Linked DNA regions of Homo sapiens: region 1 is linked to region 2. Evidence: chromatin loops called from intact Hi-C (ENCODE). Cell type or tissue: heart left ventricle. All regions are shown on one strand. Each heading gives the region's core, and the rest is flanking DNA. Links, peaks and the distances in the headings are about the cores only. Region 1 overlaps WDFY3 (WD repeat and FYVE domain containing 3). Region 2 overlaps WDFY3 (WD repeat and FYVE domain containing 3).

Region 1 (2,828 bases), core at 32-2,531, 45 kb after region 2:
AACTATATTGATGCCTAGCTCTGTGCTAGGTACCATGAGGAATACTACAACCTTACAATCTAATTAAAAGACTAACATTCATATTATATTAATATTTATTGAACACCAACCACATGTCAATTAATATGTGATATTATTTTACTTAGCTAAAAGAACAAAATTAGATGACCAAAAAAATCACATTTATACAAAATGCTTATATTCTTGAGCAAAGAAAATTAAGTAAATTGAGATTTATATTTTAAATTATTTATCATTTAGCAGGATCTTCATGAATGCCTTGAGTTTGGAGTTCTACTGTACAGCACTGTAAAGTCATGGCATGTTGGAGAAAACTAAGGAATTAGAATTATAAAATAGTATGTATTACATCTTGAAGGTAAGTGATGGATAAGGTAATTGAAATGTTATTGTGGCTAGCACAGTGTGGCACATATGGCAGGCAGGTGCTCAATGAATATTAATTAATTAAGCAGAATTCACAGCCAATGATAATCCTTACCAAAATACATCAAACAAGCAACCTGCTTTCCTAGGAAAAGCTGTGATTTCTTGGCAAGTAGAGATTAGTCCTTATTAGGTACTCACTCCCTCCACTGTTTTGTAAGTCTCTTTTGAAAGTGCCTTAAAATTCACTGGTAAGCAATATTCAATGTTTTATGTAACTTGTTCTATGCTATAATAATTTAAGCTGAAAAGTTATTATTAGCTGGACTTTTAAAATAAATACAAAAATGAAGTTTTAATACTTCTATAATCAAAAGAAGAAAACAAAAAAAAATACTGACCATAATTTTGGAGGAGTTCCTCTTTGGTGGAAACAATCAGAGATCGGTCTTTTGCTGATAGAACTATTGCAAGGCACACGTAATGTTGCTCAGAAGAATTTGCTCGGCGCACAACAGTAAGAAGTCTGACAGGGTGGTTATTTGGAGGAGAACTAAAATGTTCAATACAAAACCAGCTAGAGTAACTTAAGCCGGAGGGAGGAGGGAAGAATCTTTCACCTACAGTAAAAATTAAAAAAAAAAGTCTGTGTTGATTAATATTTATATTTTTTAAAAGATGCCAACAAAAGCAAATAAACTCTAAATTATATATAATCTACTAGAAAAAAAACTCATAAGCAGAAAGCAAATATTACTTACCAGAACCAATGCCACTGACCACAGCCCCATCAATAAGACCTGTTGTGACGGTATTATTTGTAGGAGCATTATGAGGGGCCAAACTGGGCAAAAAAAGACATCTATTAAAGAAAAGACAACATACATATTAGAGATCAATGACTCCTTCTCTTAACACTGTGCACTTACCACAGTGAAATAACTGCCAGTATTTAATGGTGACTAGAGAAAAGATCATGGAATAAATCTGGATGCCTCGCAAAGCCCTTCCCTTCTTTTAATTATGTAAGGGTATCAAAAGACATAATTTTAAAATCTCCCAAAATAACATTTTTAACTTAAAATAAAAAAAAATGAAGATACAAAATGCATATGGCAACATACTCTAACGTATAAACCCAATCAAGACATTAGAACAATTTCATCACTGAAGGAAAACTCCCATGTGCCCCTTACTGTCACTCTCTTGTTACCACTGATTGCTTTTGACTATTCCCAATCATGTTTTAATCTATTGTTTGATAATGACCCATGATAATATTCTTAAAACACAGAGGTTTCAATCAATATAAGAATCCCACAAACAACTAGTATAGATAAAAATTATGAATTAACACTCTAAGCCTGGGCACAGTGGCTCACGCCTATAATCCTAGCACGTTGGGAGGCTAAGGTGGGCAGATCACTTGAGGTCGGGAGTTCGAGACCAGCCTGGCCACTATGGCGAAACCCCATCTCCACTAAAAATACAAAAATCAGCCAGGCGCGGTGGCGTGCGCCCATAATCCCAGCTACTTGGGAGGCTGAGGCAGGAGAAATGCTTGAACCTGAGAGGCGGAGGTTGCAGTGAGCCAAGATCGCGCCATTGCACTCCAGCCTGGGTGACAGGGCAAGACTCTGACTCAAAAGGAAAAAAAAAAAACAAAACTCTAATAGCTAACAGATCTAGCTACCAGATCTATTAGCATTTGTGTCTATTTTAGGCTGTTGAACTTCATGAATTCTTATAGATTTTTTAGATTCATTATTGCCATTTCTGTTACTATAATCTTTTCTGCCACTTGAAATAATTTATTCATTTGAAGTGACAGTCATTGAATATTTATAATGTATAAATTATTATACTAGGTAATTTGAAGGATAGATGATGATAAAACCCAAAGAGTTTTCAATCTAATTTTAATTTATATATTATCTATACATTTATATTTATTACATTAGATGTTGGCAGACTTTTTCTGGAAAGGGCCAAATCATAAATATTTAATGCTTTGTGAACCAGGCAGTCTCCATCATGACTACTCAACTCTGACACTCTAGCACAAAAGCAGCCATAGGAAATATAAATGAGTGTGGCTGTTTTCCAATAAAACTTCATTTACAAAAAAAAAAAAAATTTGCAAAAGTGTTACTAACAAAACAGATTTGGTCCATGGGCCTAAGATTTTGGATTCCTATGTCATATCAATTTATTTTGTATAACAAACAAAAATAATTAAATGTAGTAATCTTAAAATAGCATGCTCAAAAAACTCAATAATTAAAAAATATTAAGTATGGTAAAATATATTTTAATTAAGTATATTTAAAACCAAAGATCTATTTGTAAAGGCAAGTATGACGCATAAAACCATAAAGGTTGGCTTCCTTGCAAATTTCTTACCCAAACCCTTCAAGTGATGTGTCAAATTCAACAAAAGC
Region 2 (2,828 bases), core at 310-2,809:
CTTTTGTAGGTATAATCAAGTAAGTAGATACTTTTATGATGAAATTCTAACACTCATAGGACTGAAGATGCTCTGGTTCACATTTACTGGACTCAGATGTTCAAGCCCCTTCCTTCACAAAGGTAAATGGTAAATATGTAAGATAATTCTCTCTCTCTTTTTTTTTTTTTGAGACAGGGTCTCACTCTGACACCCAGGCTGGAATGCATTGGAATGCAGTGGTGTAATTACGGCTCACTGCAACTTTGAACACCTGGGCTCAAGCGATCCTTCCACCTTAGCCTCCAGTAGGTAGGATACAGGCACGCACCACAACACTGGCTATGGCTAATTTTTTTGTAAAGATGGGATTTCACCTGTTGCCCGGGTTGGTCTTGAACTCCTAACTTTAAGCAATCCTTCTGCCTTGACCTCCCAAAGAAAGTGTTGGGATTACAGGCATGAGCCACCATGCTCAACCTAATTTTCTTCTTGAATCTCTTCATGGATAAAGACTTCATAATCATAATTTTCAAAATCATATGTTTATAATTTATTCTGTTACACCATTGGAAGACATAGAATGTTAATATTTCATTAATATAATTTTTTTTGTATATGTATTCTGCATATGTATATTAAAGATACTCAAAATATTTAAAAGTAAATTTCTATGTTCTTTATTAGATAGTATCCTATCTTCCTGTTTGGGAATTTCCAGGGATGAAGTTAATAGTTAAATGATTCAAAAATACACTAAGCCTTACTTAATGTCATTGACAGGCTCCTGGCAACTGCAACTTTAAGTGAAACAATGTACAGCAGGTCCTCAAATAACATCATTTCCTTCAACCTAGTTTTATTATAAGGTTGACGAGGAAAAAAATTTAGTTTTGTTACACATCATTTTGCTTAAAGTTGCAGCTACCAAGAACTTATCAATGACGTTAAGTGAGGACTTACTGTACTGACAGAATACACCAAGGCACTGTGCTAAAAGTTGTGAGAGATGAAGGAACACATGAAAGTTGTTCTCTAAGCAGTTTATAATCTATCTGGAAGCTTCAATCCTGACACCCCCTGCTTTTCCCTGAACTGTACTCCTACTCGCTAGTATATTGAAGCACTATTCTACCGTAGGGCAAATTCATGCCCACAACAAAGAGAACCTTACTTCAAGGTTAATACATGTTATTATATATCAAATTCTTCCTACTAAAAAATATAGAAAACAAAAATAAAGGGCAATTATACAATTTAAATATGGGTAATTAATTAGCTATTCAGGTACCAGAAGCTTGAAAATGCTATCACTGTATGTTTCCAGTCATTCCATATCTTTCATGTATGTATTTTCCTTTTTTGATCAGTTATGCTTTCTTGCACACATCTCTTCTGGACTTTATCCTATTATTTTCCAATAAACTATTTCACTTTTTCATAAAATGCTTCAAATTTTTACCCTATACAGTAAGATACTGGTCATCTCTCTTAGAGCTTTTTAAAGTTTCCAAAGGGGAGACGTTCCATTGGGCCTGCTTTTTAATTCTACCACATGCATTAGTGAGGAAACCAATTATTCTCCTGCCATTATTAAACACTGTCATCCTGGTTAAATGCTTAGCATAACTGGTACCCTAATTACATTAGTGATTTTAAAAAAAATTGACCAAATTGAGATACTTTCGCATGAATAAGATAAACATGTGGTTTTCAGGTTTCTATTTATAAGTTAACTGTACTAGCCACTAGAGGGAGCACAAAAAAAAAAAATCTCAGGTTCAGCTGTCAAACTGCTGAGAGACAGTGCAGTTCCTCAGGGAGAAAAGCAGTCTTCTCCACAGATTTACTCTTTCATAAAACATGTTATTTTCAGAGCCCCTGGCATGGACTGTTTGACCTTATTTATATGAATTGGTCAAAAGAACATTAATGTATATGCAACTAATTACATTGTATTAAATTTTCTCTCTGTGATATCTTCAGACTTTTCTAGGTAAACATTTTTTAATGCTTTTCTGGGATAGCTAATTTCTAGAGGCAGCAATGAGGTCACTTAAAGGCTTAGAGCCACTCTCATTTTCTGATGCATCAGTTGATTCATATCAATTGTCAGGAGAATGGGCAGGCAGCCAACCTAGAAGTTTGCTGCCTTGGGGAATTTAACAAGTACATCCTGGGCACCTGTTCTGTACAATGCACCATGTCTTAAGTTGCACAGGACACTGACAACAGTAATACCTGGCAATGACAGGTAAGAGAAATTGATGTAGGAAATTATAAGGTAAGAAGACAATGCCACTAGGCACTGTTAATGTCCAGGGAAGGGGTTGGCACACTATGGCCTGTGGGCCAAATCCAGCCTGTGCTGTTTCTGTAGATAAAGTTTTATCAGAACACTGCCATGCTCATTCTCTTACGTATTGTCCATGGCTGCTTTCTAGCTACAACATACTTGAACAGATGTGACAGAGACCGTATGGCCCACAAGCTTAAAATATTTACTATTTGGCTTTTTACAGAAGAAGTTCGCCAGCTCTTAGAGAAAGGATGATAAAGGACTGAATTAGAGACATCCTTGAGGGAAGGAAAAGAACAAACTGATAGGGTTTAAAGCACATGTGGGATTAAGAACTTTCCACAGCCTATAACATGTTCTGCCTACACATAAACAAGAGGAATTAGAAATCCTTGTTATAGAACTTGTTTGGTTACTAATGTTCTAATTTAAAAAGTAATGCAAAAGAGATGTAAATGCGTTTCTTTTTCTTTACCTCCAACAAAAGATCAATTAGTGGAGTTTGCTTGCTGGCAGGAGTGAGACAGAGGTTGTCTATGATTAAGACCCG

Evidence for each region. A loop is a pair of places that touch in the nucleus more often than their neighbours do. Peaks named below come from ENCODE experiments on the same cell type or tissue, not always from the same donor. Only the 100,000 strongest peaks of a DNase experiment are listed, where the experiment ranks them.
Region 1: a loop joins it to region 2, with 2.2 times the contacts of the local background. A loop is called at or near these places in 4 of 110 quality-filtered maps.

What each region holds. Positions count from the first base shown.
Region 1 is chr4:84,793,731-84,796,558 of GRCh38, forward strand. It overlaps WDFY3 (WD repeat and FYVE domain containing 3), which reads right to left. Exons shown (of 68, transcript NM_014991.6): 19 at 2,791-2,828; 20 at 1,149-1,249; 21 at 789-1,007. Among named protein-coding and RNA genes, the nearest start is that of WDFY3-AS1, 1.5 kb to the right of the region's middle. In heart left ventricle, for the core only: no CTCF peak of the experiment used is centred there; no DNase peak of the experiment used is centred there.
Region 2 is chr4:84,748,730-84,751,557 of GRCh38, forward strand. It overlaps WDFY3 (WD repeat and FYVE domain containing 3), which reads right to left. Exons shown (of 68, transcript NM_014991.6): 36 at 2,754-2,828. Among named protein-coding and RNA genes, the nearest start is that of WDFY3-AS1, 47 kb to the right of the region's middle. In heart left ventricle, for the core only: CTCF peaks have their summits at 1,733 (motif pointing right) and 1,935; no DNase peak of the experiment used is centred there.